Regions from separate parts of the Homo sapiens genome. Here region 1 is linked to region 2. Evidence: chromatin loops called from intact Hi-C (ENCODE). Cell type or tissue: IMR-90. All regions are shown on one strand. Links, peaks and the distances in the headings refer to the core of each region. The heading gives the core; the rest is flanking DNA. Region 1 overlaps UROS (uroporphyrinogen III synthase). Region 2 holds the start of EDRF1-AS1 (EDRF1 antisense RNA 1).

Evidence for each region. Hi-C counts contacts between places; a loop is a spot of excess contacts. Peaks named below come from ENCODE experiments on the same cell type or tissue, not always from the same donor. Only the 100,000 strongest peaks of a DNase experiment are listed, where the experiment ranks them.
Region 1: it touches region 2 in a loop (1.8-fold over the local background); 6 of 110 quality-filtered maps call a loop at or near these places.

What each region holds. Positions count from the first base shown.
Region 1 is chr10:125,807,748-125,815,846 of GRCh38, reverse strand. It overlaps UROS (uroporphyrinogen III synthase), which reads left to right. Exons shown (of 10, transcript NM_000375.3): 4 at 717-813; 5 at 3,559-3,633. Among named protein-coding and RNA genes, the nearest start is that of MIR4484, 7.9 kb to the left of the region's middle. In IMR-90, for the core only: no CTCF peak of the experiment used is centred there; no DNase peak of the experiment used is centred there.
Region 2 is chr10:125,748,428-125,757,190 of GRCh38, reverse strand. EDRF1 (erythroid differentiation regulatory factor 1) reads right to left here. Exons shown (of 25, transcript NM_001202438.2): 22 at 7,626-7,779; 23 at 4,277-4,392; 24 at 3,346-3,497. It overlaps EDRF1-AS1 (EDRF1 antisense RNA 1), which reads left to right and starts at 5,131. Exons shown (of 5, transcript NR_120633.1): 1 at 5,131-5,206; 2 at 6,710-6,751; 3 at 7,663-7,816. RefSeq lists a silencer at 717-1,011. In IMR-90, for the core only: no CTCF peak of the experiment used is centred there; no DNase peak of the experiment used is centred there.

The sequences.
Region 1 (8,099 bases), core at 100-8,099, 59 kb before region 2:
AGCAGGCCAGGGAGGTATTATTTTCCCGTTTTAGAGATTGGGGTCTCAAATTAGGCAACTCAGCTAAGACCTCTAGCAAGTAAGAGACAGGGCTGGGACTCAAACCCAGGGCTTCTGCCCACAACTTCAGTTCTTCTTCCAGTGAGGAGTGATAAAAATTGCAGGAGACAAGTCCAGTAAAGCCTTCCAAATGCTTCAGAGTGAAAATTCAGTGCCCACAGCTTCAGTGAAGTCAGATATGTACAGCAGCCTAGTGCCTGGCTCAGAGTAAATGTTCGGTAGATGATATCACCATTATCCTCTTTGAAAATCAGGACTTCAGCATTGATATCACCCCCTGAATATTCCCATTTTTATTACAGATTCGGGTCAAGTCTTCCCCCACTACCTGCACCCCACTCTAATCCCAGGCTGCGTCAGGCTTCCCCTCTGTGCTGCAGTGCACTTATCACCCTGTGTTTCACTGTCTCTGCCCTAGACTCTGAGCTTCCTGAGGGAAATACTGGGAATAAGGAATTCACCTGTGTACCCTAAAAGTCCTAGAATAAATAGTTCCAGGCACATAGTAAGCACTCAGTAAGTGTTGGGGGGATGGGTGGAAGGAATTAGTTTGCCTACTACTATTGTGAAGCATTTGGAATTCTGAGTCTTAGCTCCTTGGAAGATGTTGAACATAGCCATCGTATAAAATGTCTTTATTGCTTTTTGGTGTGCAGCTTTCTCATCCTGAAGATTACGGGGGACTCATTTTTACCAGCCCCAGAGCAGTGGAAGCAGCAGAGTTATGTTTGGAGCAAAACAATAAAACTGAAGGTGAGGGTGGGTCTGCTGTGGATTCCACTGGACATTTATTTACTCTTATTTCTCCTGCTGGGAGACTAAATTCCAGAAGCAGCTGCACTTCTAAGAGAAGTGAGTGCTTAGTGGTATCAGGTCACAGACTCTGCCTTGGGAAACAGGAGAACAGGGCTATCTCCTAAACTCCCAGACAGATGACCCTGAGGAGGACTTTCCCCTGTCTATTCGTTGTTCACCTCCTAGGGACTGATATATCCCCTTAGAAGGTATCATCTGAAAATAGGATAAATACTACTTTCCTGAAAGAGAGATGATGAAAAAATCTAACTATGAGAAAATGGTCAGTGCCACCATGTCAGGCACTTAGTGACCCAGTCACCTCTTTGACTTGTCTTCCCACCTCCGTCCCTCACTATTAGAACAGTATGAAAATGGCAGTGCCCATTAACAGAACCCTGGGTTTCAGCCTGAGCAAACACCTTAATAAATGCAATTGAACAGCTTCCTAGCTAACAATTATGGAGTGCCTGTTGTATGTCAGACCCTGTGTAATGAATACTTCACGTTCATTACCCCACTTAACCCTAGATAACAATCCAGAGGCACACATTGCTATGATCTTATGTCTTATGTTACCATTGAGAAAACTGAGGCCAGGATAGTAAGCACAGAACAAGTCAGTGCAGAGCCAGGCCTCACACTCGGGCCACCCACCTCCACAGTTACACTGATGAGCGGAGGCAGCGGGCAGAGTGGTTATGCAAGGGCTTTGGAGTGAGTTAGTCCTGGGTTTATGCAGCCATTTGGACATTAATGAGTTCCTTGACCTCTCATCATGGGATTACTACTAATAGTAATGGGATTATCTACTAACAGTAGACTATTAGTTAGGTAGAACTTACTGAATGCTCACTCTGTGCGAGACTCTGTCCTGAATACTTTTTCCTGTGAGATAGATGTGCTTAGTATTTTCACTTGGCAGATGAGGACCCTGGAGAACAAAGGGTATGGAACTTTCCAGGCCCCCACAATGTGTAAAGCACAAGTGCAGGATTCAAGCTGCAGAGTCTGAGTCCCAAAGGAAAGCATCCAGGACATTACCTGGAGCAGAGTGGGCATGGAGTAAGTGACAGTGGTGAGTTTTGGTTATTCTGTCTCCACATTTAACCAGGCTTCGCTGTAGCCTAAACATCCCACCTTCTTGGTGATTTCATACACACATTCACCTCTTGTTGAAAAGAAAGCGTGAGAACCTAAGAAACTCAGAGCCAGCCAGGCGCAGTGGCTCATGCCTGTAATCCCAGCACTTTGGGAGGCCAAGGTGGGCAGATCACTTGAGGTCAGGAGTTCCAGACCAGCCTGGCCAACATGGTGAAACCCCATCTCTACCAAAAAATACGAAAGTTAGCTGGGCGTGGTGGCACATGCCTGGAGTCCCAGCTACTCAGGAGGCTGAGGCACGAGAACCACTTGAACTCAGGAGGCAGAGGTTGTATGAGCCGCGATTGTGCCATTATACGCTAGATGGGGAAGCATGTGTACTCTTTCCCAGTGGTGCTCTGGGTGCTTTTTCTTGCAGTTGTATTTTTTCTTTTTGTGTATGTTTTGAGGATGAAGATAATGAAAAAGAGGAAAACCCTAGAAAGGTCACTATAACTCTTTCTGGTGCTTTATAATAAAGTTTAAAATGCATTTTCCCATGTATTTTCTTATTTTGATTCTCACAACAACCATAGGGAATAAGCAGTAGGAGTGTAGTTAATCCCAGTTACCTTGATGAAGAAACAGACGAGGTGCGTTAACTGACTTACCTGGGACACACACGTTAAGGGGCAGAGCTGGCTCTGTGGAAGGCTTTCTGACTCCACCCAGTGCTCACTCCAGTTGTTCTGCTGTGAGGCTTGGAAAGTAGTTTGTTTACATGCTATGGATAACTTTTGAATAAATACTATTGATATTTATGGGGTAGGAAGCAAAGTGGAACTCAATCTTTGGTTACCATTTCAAAGGGAATTTCCCTTAATGTAAAGGGTAGAGGAATGCTCTTGAATTTAAGGGAAAGTTATGTTCATAACCAGATTTTGGAAAGGAAGAACCATTATTTCCCTGTTTTCTAAAAATGTAATGAATGCCCAGTAGCTTTATGATATATTTATACAATCCATTTTCTCTTTGTGTTTCTTTAATCTATATTTAAAGATTTTGTTTGATCATAAAATGATAATATTCTGTATCAAATTGTGTTTGTTAATTGACCTGAAATTTATTATTTTTACTTTGGTGTAATGGATAAATGAACCCTCTCCTCTGAGATTACAGTTTGTTGACTGCTTTCAGATTTATGTCCCAAATAAACCAATTGGATTTCCTTGTTAGACATTTAAGTTGCTTTTTTTAAATGACCAGTGTCTTTTTCTTTAAAAGTCTAGATTTAAATTTTTGATTTCACTATGCAGATTAATTCTTCAAGTTATGTTGATTTCGTGGTTCCCATTAAAATTCTTCTAGTACCAACTGTGGAGATAGGCTAATATTTCAAGCAAGGAGTACTAAAACATTTATGAAAGCAATTTTTTAAAAATTGCCTATAAAACATGAACAAAGTGAAAATGGAATTTTAGTTTGAGATGCTGTTTTTTACATTTGGTTGCTAATAGTTTGCTTTGCTCACAGTTTCTTAGGGTGAACAAGCAGCCTTGGGCAACAGTCCAAATGGCCACTTTGGTATTTGCAATTCACATATCATTTCATGTTTTACAGTCTGGGAAAGGTCTCTGAAAGAAAAATGGAATGCCAAGTCAGTGTATGTGGTTGGAAATGCTACTGCTTCTCTAGGTAAGGAGTCAAGGTAAAAATAAAACAACAAAAAATGGCTTAGCCTTTTCAGTTTTAAAAAACAGTTTAACTCAGTTTAAAAATATTATTTTTTGCTTATTAAATTTGCAAAAATTAATTAAGTATACGATACTACTGATAAGAATGCAGTGAAACAAATATAATCAAACATTTCCAAATGGCATTAAAAATTGGTTTACATCTTTTGAGAACCACTTGGTCAGTATGTATGCAAAAGCTTTATTAAAATGTTTGTACCCTTTGGCTGACTAATTCCATTGTGAATGTACATAATGCCACTGAATTATGCACTTAGTGATTAAAATGACAAATTTTATGTTATATTTTTACTATAATTTTTTTAAAAGCCTAAATCTCCAGATAGTGATATCATAGTTGTTTTTTTTTGGTTTTCTTAATATTTTGTGCATTTTTCCAGTCTTGAGTCTATTTATTCTTCTTAAAGCATAAAATGTAAATAGTAATCATTAAAAATTAACATTGAGCATTTTAAATACTTAAAACAATGCTTAGCAATTGTCATAAATTAGCCTGTAACTTTGTTTCAGAACAGTTCAATTTGTCCAGTGAATTTGAAAATATTAGAGGAATGTATAATATGAGTGAAAATAGTTTAAGAATTAAAAGCACATTTTCCAGAGAACAAAATGAGGCTGGGGAAGAAACCAGTTGGGAGTTGCTAAGCTAATTAAAAGATGATTCCTAGATCTTCTGAGCAGCATGACTTTTACCACAAGCTCAGCAGATCAGCCAGGGAAAGGGAATTAGTGGCTTGGTTGCCAAGGAAACCATCTTCCCTCCCGCACATCTCTCTCCAAAAATAAGTTAAGAATTTGCTTGTTACTTTCTTTTATCATTTTTTCCTGAATGAGAAGAGGAAAGAAAATAGCCAGTTTCTTTCATTCTCTATATTTCCTACCAAAAACTCAACTATCAAATATACAGTATATTTATACATTTTCCAAACTTTCACACATTCACTGATAAGCAAACATTTTGAGCATCACATCCCCTTCAGTTTGATTTCGGTAGCATCACTATGCATTTTGCTGTCACTGTCCTGTCATATGAGAAGAAAATGAGAAAAAAGACTATGGTGATACAATGAATGATGAGCATCTATGTCTTGAGACTTAGAGTGGCTGAGAGTGGACCATATCAAGTGCAGCACAAGCAGCAGGGCCTTGGTCTCAGTTAGGCACTCACTGGACTCAGTCTGGTCCCTGTTTATTCAGTTGTGAAGGAAAAGGACATGTTCTAAATGCAGGGAACATATTATCAAAGGAGAGAGGAAATTAGAAGTGTTGTAACTTTTAAAAATGTCTTTGAAAGGAAACCACATTTTTCCTTGACATGAAAGTCAATCACCCAACTTTGAACATTCTATTTTAGCTCACCTTTTCAGATATAATAATGTACAAAGGAGCTCTTTTGAGTAGGTACAGGGACAAGGCATTGCTTGAACTCTCTGAGGTTTCTGTTCAACTAGAATCTCAGCAGGAGCCTGGAGAGTTATCAGAAGTTGAGCACCAACAGCTGGGAGGAGACCAGGCCCAATGTATTATCTTTGCTGCGTAACAAATTACCCCCAAATTACCCCAAAACTTACTAGCTAGAAACAGGCATTTATCATCTCAATGTTTCTGTGGGCCAGAATCTGGGCATGATTTAGTGGGCTTCTCTGTAACCAGGCCATGGTCAAGCTGGTGGTCAGGGCTACAGACATTTTGAGGCTTGACTTAGGGGAGGGTCTGCTTCCAAAATCACTCACATAGCTGTCAGTGGCCTCAGAAGATCTGCTTCCCAGCTCACTCACATGGGCCTCCCGAGAGGGCTACCTAAGACATGGCAGCTGGCGTCCCCTGTCGCAAGGCAATCCAAGAGAGAGCAAAAGAGAGCACCTACCACTGAAGCCACAGTCTTTTTATAACCTAATCTTGGAAGTGGCATCCATTTCTTCTGCCATTTCTTTTGGCTTGAATCAAGTAAGTCCAGCCCACACTCAAGCGGAGGGATGACACAGGGGCATGGATCACAGGGATCATTAGGAGCCACTTTCCACTGCCCACAAGCCCTCTAGTCAAGAGCCACCCCTGGCTCCCTAGAGCCTGGGAATCAGGTTAGGAAAGTTGGACATTTGAAGCAAAGAGAAGACAAGGTAGACATTTTTCTTGAAGTAGAAATGAAAACAAGGGTCCAGTGAATAGCAAGGGATTTCGGTGTGGAAGTCCAGTGAGAGAAGATGCCAGTATTTCTTTATAAATGTTGCACGCTGACATAATTTTACAGGTATTATTGATTAATAATAGATGGCAAAAAGTACATGCTGGCTGGGTGCAGTGGCTCACACCTGTAATCCTAACACTTTGGGAGGCAGAAGCAGGCAGATCACTTGAACTTAAGAGTTCAAGATCAGCCTGGGCAACATGGTGAAACCCTGTCTCTATTTATTTGAAAATAAATTTTTTTCAAAAGTACATGCTATGTAACATTATACAGAAAGTCCTCACTTAACATTGTTGATAGGTTCTTGGAAACTGCCACTTCAAGTGAAATGATATATAATGAAACAAATTTTTTTTTCCTTATCAATGTTGTAATGAAAACATGTTGAATGAAACGATGTTATTCAAGGACCTGCTGTATGTCGTTTCACTTACAGTGGCAATTTCCAAGAATCTATTGTTGACATTAAGTGAGGACTTACTGTACTTGGTCTACATAAAATCTCCTGAGAACATTATTTGGTTCAATAATATATGCATATTTTAATAACATTTTAATTTTTATTGAAAAAGCAAAGATGGTTGGCTTGTGGTTTGATACCTTGCAACTCAGCCAGCCATATCCTAGGAAAGCCTTCCATTTGGCTGCCCAAAGGTCAGGTGCCCCAACTTTCCCATCTGATTGCAAAGTTGGACCTGGGCGCCATTTAGTAGGCACTGTTGCTTGGCCTTGTAAACCCAGACCAGTGATGTCACAGAAGATAGCTTAGCAATTAACAACTTGGAATTCATAACACAGAAAGACTGTACCAGCCTGGGCAACATGGTGAAATCTCTTCTCTACCAGAAATAACAAAAATTAGCCAAACTTGGTAGTACATTCTTATAGTCCCTTTAACTGTGGCAGTCAGTGTCTTAACCTCTCAAATATAAAAAATACTCTCTGGCAGGTTTATTTAACACAGTTGGAGACAATTTGAAGTTTCACTGTCAGCTTTTACTTGGGCAGGGCCCTTAAGATGGGCTTACCCAGCCAGAGTGTTGGTTGAAATGTTGTACTGACTTGAAGCAGAGTCAGTCTTGCCACATGCAGGGACTGAGACCTTAGACCAAATATGCATTCCCCAAACATTTCTTGAGAGCCATCTGTGGACTGTGGGGTGGACCGGGTAGCCCCAGTCTCTGCCCTCACAAATAGAGCTGGCCACTGCTTAATAGCTTCCTTCCCTCTCAAGTACAGTAGTAATTGTTCTGTTCACAGGGTTGTGGTGTGAGGATCAAATGAGCAAGTGCTTACTTTGTGATCAGCAAAGCTATATATGAGAGTTAATGTTCTGGTTATGGTTATTATTGTTTCATTACTTGGGAAAAATGCATATTTATGTCAATATTGATTACCAGCGTCACTGCTAAGTTCTTATGTCTCAGTTCAGTTCCTGTGGGATTTTTACAGGTTTTTTTGTTTACTTTTGTTTTTGATGCGTTTAGCTCTTCTAAGCTCAGACAGGAGGTCCAGCCTCGGTTGCCACTGTAGCATAAGCAAGGGCTTAGTTCCTGAACTGAGTTACAGCTTTATTTTTCTTTTGATTCAGCATGTTTTTAATGATCCATAAGTTAAAAGCTGCTGGTGTTTTTATTAAAGCTGCCATTTGTTACTAACCAGGCTCTGTGTGACTCCTAAGTGGAAAGCCCACAGCACTTCCTTCCTCAGAGGCATTCCACATTCCTGTGAGCAGGTAGCAGTGTTGACTGAGCCAGTCCCTTAGGCCTCCCTTCATCAGCACGCTTTGTGGAGTGGCCAAGTGTTTGCTGTCTGGAAAAGTGCAGGGGGAGCCTGAGTCTGTTAGCTTCTTACTTGGTTCATGAATAGGGATCTCACAAAAGTGCTGGTATAGCCCCTCATCCTAAATGACTTGTATTTGTAGCGCTGTGGGTCCCTGTTAGCAGATTATTATGAAACCTTTCCTCCCCTTCCTTCCATTTTAGTCTGGCCATGTCAAGCCATAACACCTTTCTGGATGTGGTCTGGCCACATCCTCCCAAAAAAATGAAGGCTCTGTAATGCCGATTCCTGCAAAAAGTACCAAATGCCCATCATCTCCTTCCTGACTGAAGAGAAAACAGCCTTTGTTGAGCACCTTCTAGATGGCAAGCACTTTGCTCTTATTATCTGACACGATCCTTAAAACAGTTCCATGTGGTTGGTTTTTCCCCCTCTTG
Region 2 (8,763 bases), core at 402-8,401:
GCAGAGAAAGAATCATATTAAATGTGAATGGTCTAGAGACACCAATTGTAAGACTGGATTTAAAAAGCAAGACCCTTGGGCCAGGTGCAGTGGCTCATACTTGTAATCCCAGCACTTTGGGAGTCTGGGGAAGGTGGACTGCTTGACCCAGGAGTTTTGAGACCAGCCTGGGCAACATGGCAAGACCCCATCTCTACAAAAAATTAAAAAATTAGTTGGGTGTCGTGGGGCACACCCGTGGTCCCAGCTACTCTGAGAGGCTGAGGTGGGGGATTGCTTGAGCCCAGGAAGTTGGGGCTGCAGTGAGCTATGATCATGCCACTGCACTCCAGCCTGAGTGACAGAGTGAGACCTTGTCTCAAAAAAACTAAACATAAATATAAGTAAATAAAAAATAAAAAGCAAGACCCAACTATTGCCACCTATAGGAAACCCAATTTTAATATAAAAGACATACAAAAAAAGACATTAACCAAAAGAACGTTGAGTAGCTATATTATCAAAGAGGGACGGACATCTGTAGTAATAAGGAGGTCAGTTCTCCCAGATATCACAATCCTACGTGTGTGTACCTAACAGAGCTTCAAAAACACATGAAACAAAACTGACAGTGCTGAGAGGAGAAACAGATAAATCCATAAGCGTAGCTGGAGACTTCAACACTCCTCGCTCAGTAAATTGATAGCAATAGACAGAAATTCAGTGAGAATACAGAAGACCTGAACAATACTATGAACACGCTTAACCTAACTGACATTTACACAATGCTTTACCCCAAACAGCAGGACACGCAGATTTTTCAAGTACACATGGAACATGTGCCAAGATAAACCATATTCTAGGCCATAAAACAAATCTACACAAACGTGAAAGAAGAGAACAAACACAGTTATGGTCTCAGCACATAATAGAATTCAACTAGCAAGCAATATCAAAAGATAGCTAACAAGTCCCAATATTCAGAAACTAAACAGCACACTTCAAATAACAAATGGGTCAAAGGAGAAGTCTCAGGATATCAAATATTATTTTGAAACAAATGAAAACGAAAATATACAAAAATATATGAGATGTAGCAAAAGCAGTGCTTTAGAAGAAAATTTTTGGCAGCAAATCTTATATTAAAAAGGAAAAATGTCTCAAATTAGTAATCTAGGCTTCCACCTTAAGAAACTACAAAAAGAGCAAATTAAGTCCAAAACAAGTAGAAGGAAGGAAATGAACGGCAGAAATTGATGACATTTAAAAGAGAGAAACAATGAGGGGAAGAAACAGTCAATCAAGCCAAAAGTTGGTTCTTTGAAAAGATTGGAAAAAAAAAATCGAAAACTTCTAGCTAGAATGACCAAGAAAAACAGAAGGATTACCAATATCAGGACTAAAAGAAGGGCTATCATCACAAACCCCCTTAGACATTAAAAGGATAATAAGGGATACTGTGAATCTATACATTTGACAATTTAGATGATGGACCCTCGTTTATTCAAGAAAAAGACAGCCTGAGTAATACTGTATCCATGAAAAGAAATTGAACTCACCGTTTAAAAACTTCCAACAAAGTAAACTCCAGGTTAAGATGGTTTTACTGGTAAATTCTACTACATGTTTAATGAAGACATAGTACCAATTCTATACAATCTCTTTCAGAAAACAGAAGAGGGAACATGAACCCACAGACTTTATGAGGCCAGCACTGTTCTAATACCCAAACCACACAAACCCATTATAAGAAAAGTGAGCTGTAGACCACTATCCCCTATGCATAGACACAAAAATTATCAACAAAATATCAGCAAACTGGATCCAGTAATACATAAAAAGAATCCTTCATCACAACAAACTGGGATTTATCCCAGGAATGCAAAGCTGGTTTAACATCTGAAGAATCAACGTAATCCACTAAACAAGGCTAAACAAGGGAAACCATGTAGTCATCTCAATAAATGTAATAAAAGCACTGGACACAAATTCAATATCCATTCATGATAGAAACACTCTTAGCAAATTCAGAATAGAAGAAAACATCCTCAACTTGATAAAGGCCTCTACAAAGCCCCACAGCTGATATGAGGCTTAATGGTAAAAGACTGAAAACTTTCTCCCTGAGATCCTGAGGAATTGGGGGCAGGGGCAGGGTTGACTGCAAAGGGGACAGCAGGAGGGAATTCTTGGAGTGACGGAACTGTTTTCTGTCATAACTGTGGTGGCAGGCACACATCTATATGCATTTGTCAAGGTTTGAAGAAGTATACACCACAAAGAGTCCATTTTACTGTATGTAACATAAAAAAATAAACAGACAAAAATGATCTGTACCCTAAGATTATACATCGGTAAAATATACATAAGATAACTGGTAACAATGGATGTATTAGGATAAATGGTTGTCATTTCCTTTTCTCTATTTTCCAAATTTTGTAATATGGCCAGATTGCACTTATATTTAAAAACAAGGAAGGCATATCATTGATATTACTTTCCTGATCTAGTACTTACTACTGAAATTTCAAATTAAATCAATAATGCCAAAATAACAAACTTTGACAAAAGAATGTAAGCGCAACAAGATGACTCAGGGCCATTAGAACATTTCTGCGGAGGTGTGCGCTCTTCTCTCCTGCTTCTCTCCTGCTTCTGTGTTCTGTCCTCTATTCTGCAGTGCACTTGGCCCTGAGCATCAAACTCCAGTCGAGACCCTCCATTAATGACAACATTCAGAAGCATCACTAGAAACGCAGATCTTCATTCCAGGGTTATTCATCTCCCTCAAGGAAAACGTTAACAACAGAGTATTTGCCCTTAGGCAGCAAGATTTCTTTCTTTCTGTAATTTCAATACATAGAAGGCTTTGTGGAGAGGGTTCTTACCTAGTTTAACAAGTCAAGAAGGAACACCACTTAAAATTCTACTATCCACATAGAAGACAAGACAGAATACAACCTATTTTTTTCTTTCTTTCCTTTTTTTTTTTTTTTGAGATGGTGTCTCACTCTGTTGCCTAGGCTGCAGTGCAGTGGTGTGATTTCAGCTCGCTGCAACCTCCACCTCCTGGGTTCAAGCAAGTCTCGTGCCTCAGCCTCCCCTGTAGCTAGGATTAACAGGCGCCCGCCACCATACCGGTTAGTTTTTGTATTTTTGGTAGAGATGGGGTTTCACCATGTTGGCCGGGCTGGTCTCGAACTCCTGAACTCAAGTGATCTGCCTGCCTTGGCCTCCCAAAGTGCTGGGATTGCAGGTGTGAGCCAATGTGCCTGGCCCCTAGTTTTTCTTTATGATGTTAGTAGAGAAAATTTTTATAGGTAGGGTGCTAGGAAAGAAATTCCTACAAATAACCACTTAATTTACCTTGTTTTCTTTTTAGTTGAAGATAGCAGTTTAATGGACTGAAGGAGAAGAAATGACAACCGAGACTCAAATATACTGAGGAGTTTCATCACTTCTTCTCGATTGAGACTAGGAGAAGCATCAGCAGCTGCAGCGGCGTCACCACTCTTAGGCTAAAAACAACAAAAAGTTATTTTACTCGAGCTATCCAACAACTGTAGTTTCATATCGTACCAAGTGATGGAACTGCAGTTTCATTCATCCAATACATTTTTAACCCTAAACAAGACAAACAAACAAAAAGCACACCTATGATCATTTTGATAGACTAAAACACATAATTAAAATGTCTCAGCCCCAATAGGCACTTTTGTAGAAGAAATTAATCCTGACTTTCCAACATTAGACACAACGCAGAAATGTACGGTACCACACAGGATTTGACCAAGCAGGGCTAGAAGAGCAATAGGTGGGCGCAACATGGGGGCTTCAGGAAGCTTTTAGCAACAGCAGAAGGTAAAATGAATGCCGGAATGCCCAGAAAACGAGAAATTCCTTCCTGAGGAGCCTGCTTAGGCCCATTCACCATTCAACTGCTCCCAGGCATTCTAGTGGAAATTAGAAAAGAGGGCACAGGCCTTTTCTTTTAAAACATAAAACAAAACAAATTCCCACCAACAGCAACAAAAAAACTTAAGAGACTTTATAATTTGTTAACTATGGTCTTGTTGAGATATATTCTTAAAAATATTTTAAAATACTTGCAAATTAAAGAAAGGAGATGAATACCAGGCAAATATAACAAATCACTGTTAAAATGTTTTAGTGCATAGCATACATATGTACATGTGTGTATATATACCCACACACATACACACACACGTCCACTATATACATTCACCATGTAGCTTAAGACACACAAAAACCAAAGACAGTCATTTTCTCCATGTACCTGGCCAAATTCTTCTATAAGCTCCTTCTGGATAAGCTGGAATGCGTGCTCAGTTCTCACCATTATATCAAGAGCCCCAGATAGTGTTTTCAACTTTCCAACATTGCTATTCTGACCTAAAGTTTTAAATACAAAACGTTCATTTCTTTAATATAAATCTAGAAACCCATCTAATGTTAATGTATTAATGAAAATTCAGACTTTCAAAATGCTATAAAGGAAGCTAATGAGAATCTTAAATCTTCTAAATCCAACTTCTATTTAATAATATTCCCTTGACAAAAATACTAAGTCTGGACAAAGCAATAAATAATCATTGTTTCCCTGCCCCACCATTTGGTTTTGTCAAGACAGGCCACTTTTTCAGAACAGGAGCCTTAGGAAAAGGGACCAGCAGAAAAGAGTCTGGGGCTCGAGGCCCACCTCACATTTTACCAGTTGTGTGGTCAAGTCACATAAGCACTTAGTATCAGTTGTCCTATCTGTAAAATAGTTTATTACATCTCTGTTCAAAGGCAGGAAGTCAGACCAGATGAACAAGGTTTTGTTTTATTCTAGAGCCTTCTAACTACAATTTTTCTAGAGCTATCAGATACTACAGGACACCTTTGCTCCTGTTCTCCTAGAACTCAATTGTGTGCGGTGTGCAGTAGAGGATTAAATCTTGTACAGAGGTTTAGTCTTTGTCCTTGGCTCCCAGAAGGTAACCACTAAGTCCTTGAAATGTCCTGCCCGGTAAGAACGCCTTTGTTTACCTGGGGGTCCTTGGGTCACAATGGATAGCCTAACAATGGGATTTACTGTGGGGACTTTGGGCCCCAGGGTAACAGCTTGACCTCTGGAGGCACTGGAGACAAAGATCAGCCACGTGGCAGTCAACCATGTCTATCTGACCAAGTTCCAATGAAAACTCTGGACACCAAGGCTTGGGTGAGCTTCCGCAGTTGTACATGTATTGATTGATACACTTGGTGAGCACTGTCATGCATCACTGCCGGGGTGAGTTAGCACTATCTGTAACTCCAGCAGCAGAGGAACTGGGAGCTCCGCGCTTAGAACTCTCCAGGACTCTGCCTCCCGAGCCTCTTCCCTTGGCTGATTTTAATGTACATCCTTTCATTGTTAAGAAATTGTGGCTGTAAGCAGAACAGCTTTCAGTGAGTTCTGTGAGTCCTTTAGCAAATTCTCAAACCTGAGGGTGGTCTTGGAGACCGCCGACAGACTCGTAGTTAGTGTGAGAAGTGACAATGGTCTTGGGGACTCCCCGACTCTGCGGGTGGGGAGAGAATAACTGTTGCCTTCTTCCTTTAGAAGTATAATCCCACACTTTCTAAACAACCTATTCTCTTTAAAATCAATGGATCAATGTGATTTCAGCATAGATTTGGCATCTGGAAGACAAGCTATTGCTTATGTATGAAAGTGTTGTTGGGACAACGACCAGACAATATAGACATTAGGAAGGGAGGTCTGAATCATATGTACTAGAAAAAAAAAACAAAAAAAAAAACACTGGGTAAAATAAGATAGAATAAAAGGTGTCACAAACTAGAGCATTTATTAACTTGGCTTACAAAACCCACAAACCTGGCTAACAAAACCCTCTAAAATATTTACATTATTTTCTAAAGTACTCACAGTAGTAAAACATTTAAAGGAGAGAATTAAACACACTTATCATCTTAGCAAATTTGTTCCAGTATCTTCCAGCACTTTGGGAGGCCGAGGCAGGAGTATCGCTTGAGCTCAAGAGTTTGAGTCCAGCCTGGGCTTATAACATAGTGAGACCCTGTCTCTACAAACAATTTTTCCAAAATTAGCACTTGTGATCTCAGCTACTCGGGGAGGCTGAGGATCACTAGAGCCCAGATGGTCAAGGTTGCAGTGAGCCATGACCATGCCACTGCACTCCAGCCCATGTGACAGGGTAAAACTCTGTCTCAAACAAAACAAAACAAAACAAAAAACAAAACCCCAACAACAAAAAAGATGCTTGATCATTCTAAGGAATTCAAACATGGCAGAATATTCAAAGGTGCAAGTGAAAACTGAAGATCACTCTCCCCAAACCTTCCTCACATAAAGAGCTACTGTTAATTCTGGTGACTGTCCCACACATCTAGCCATGCGTTATATGCCAGCAAAAAATTAGTTTTAGTAAAAACCATTTTTAGAAACTGTTTTAGATAGGTAATACATTCCCAAATTTACAAGGTCCAAATGGGTATGCAGCAAAACCCCTCCTCTTGGCCTTCCAGGTTTCCTCCCCAAAGGGAACAATGTTACCAGTTTCTTATGCATCCTTCAGGGGCTACTGTATTATGTAAACTAAGTCATACAGATTTAAAGTATTAACCTTATTTTACAGCAGACTGAAAAACTAAATGAACTGCTGCACTTCAAATAATTGTTTCTTGTTTCTTTACCACACAGGAGATATTTCTCAAAAGACTCCTCTGCGGGAGAGGAGAATAGGTGAGCAAGAGAGAGAGGGGGAGAACTTAGGAAAAATCATTAAGTGGTTGAAGTATCTGCTTACTCCATGCCATGGAAAATAACATAAGAAAGCATTCTCACTTTCACCCTTCTCTATCTCCCGACTTATCTTGACCTCGGTCAGGCTCTACAGTAGTGTCTGTTCTGGAACCACAATCCAAGGGTCAGTTCTATGTTTAAGGGGTTCAATAAGGTCCACTACTCCTTTACTGTTGCCTCTCCATTCCCAAATTTTTCATGCCGATTTAAATCTTTTTTTTTGTTTGTTTTTGTTTTTTGAGACACAGTCTTGCTCTATCACCCAGGCTGGTGTGCAGTGGCACGATCTTGGCTCACTGCAACCTTCGCCTCCTGGGTTCAAGTGATTCTCCCACCTCAACCTCCTCAGTAGCTGGGACTACAGGCCTGCACCACCACACATGGCCAATTTTTGTATTTTTAGTAGAGACGGGGTTTCACTATGTTGGCCAGGTTGTTCTAGAACTCCTGACCTCAGGTGATCTGCCTGCCTCAGCCTCCCAAATTGCTGGGATTACAGGCGTGAGCCACTGTGCCTGGCCGATTGAATTCTTTAACTGTCTAAATTTATTTGTCAATTTTTTTTCCAAACTAGGGGTCATGGGCCATATCTCAGTATTTCTAGTCACTGAACATAATCTAATACATTCCTCTAAGTTTTAAAAAGCACTTCAAAACATGTAGTGATTTCTCACCCTCTCTACCCGAAGTCATTAACTATGGGGCAAATTAAAAAGAAAATAGTATTATTTAGATTCACAGGCCTGCCTTACTCTAAGACAATCCAGCACTAAGCCAATGCATACATATCTGAGAAATGAAAATTAAGACTTACTGGTCATCTGAAATTCAGCAAATGCTACTCTCTCTAGCTGTACTCTAAGCAGTTCGCAGGGAGCATCTTTCAGCAGCTGAAACAGCTTTGCGGCCTTGCTGTAATGAAGATCTGCCAGCACCCGGTGTTGTTTCCTAAGGTGTTCATCACCAACCTAGAACCAAACCAAAACAAGCAACAAATCCTTCACGGTAACTACTTCAGGCTTCACTAAGTGCTTCTTAGTTATTTTTCCCCCACTGTGGGTCTTACTAGGTCTTATTAGTTTTAGCTTTTATATTTAGGTCTTTAATCCATTTCCTTTCTTTTTTTTTTTTTGAGACAGGGTCTCGCTCTGTCGCCCAGGCTGGAGATGCAGTGGTGCAATCCTGGCTCACTGCAACCTCCGCCTCCTGAACTCAAGCAATTCCCCTGCCTCAGCCTCCCAAGTTGCTGGGATTACAGGCACCCGCCACTACTGCTTGGCTAATTTTTTAATTTTTTTCTGGGGTTTTGTCATGTTGGCTAGGCTGCTCTCTAACTCCCGACCTCAAATGATCCAACCACCTCGGCTCCCAAAGTGCTGGGATTACAGGCATGAACTGGAGAAGATTTCTTTCCACTTCGACTTAGGAAGTCCTCAACCAAAATTCAGGTTTGCCCAGATGGCCTAATATCCTGAGGGCAAAAGCAAGCTTAAGGGTGCCAAGACAATGCAGCAGAGGAGTAGTCTTTTCAGCAAATGGTGCTGGGACAACTAGATATCTATATGCAAAAGAGTGGGGAGGCCTGGGAGGCGGAGGTTGCAGTAAGCTGAGATCGTGCTACTGCACTCCAGTCTGGGCAACAGAGTGAGACCCTGTCTCAAAAAAAAAGAAAAAGAACTTCTCCAGTTTAAGCTGTATCTCAAAAGATACTTTTCAGAATAAAGGCAACCCAGAAGTAAACTCATGCCAAAGGGACTGTAAGGTAAGTAGTCTTACCTTACGGGGGGGGAAAATCAACAAAACAAACAAAAAAACATCACTGAGAAACTACAGGCCCAAGACTCGCAGCAAAAGCCAAGCAATCTCTCGGAAGGAAGTGCCTTTATCCTCGGCCTCAGATTATTCTCAGAAATACAGGCATTTGGGCACCAGGATTCATGTACAATCCTGCT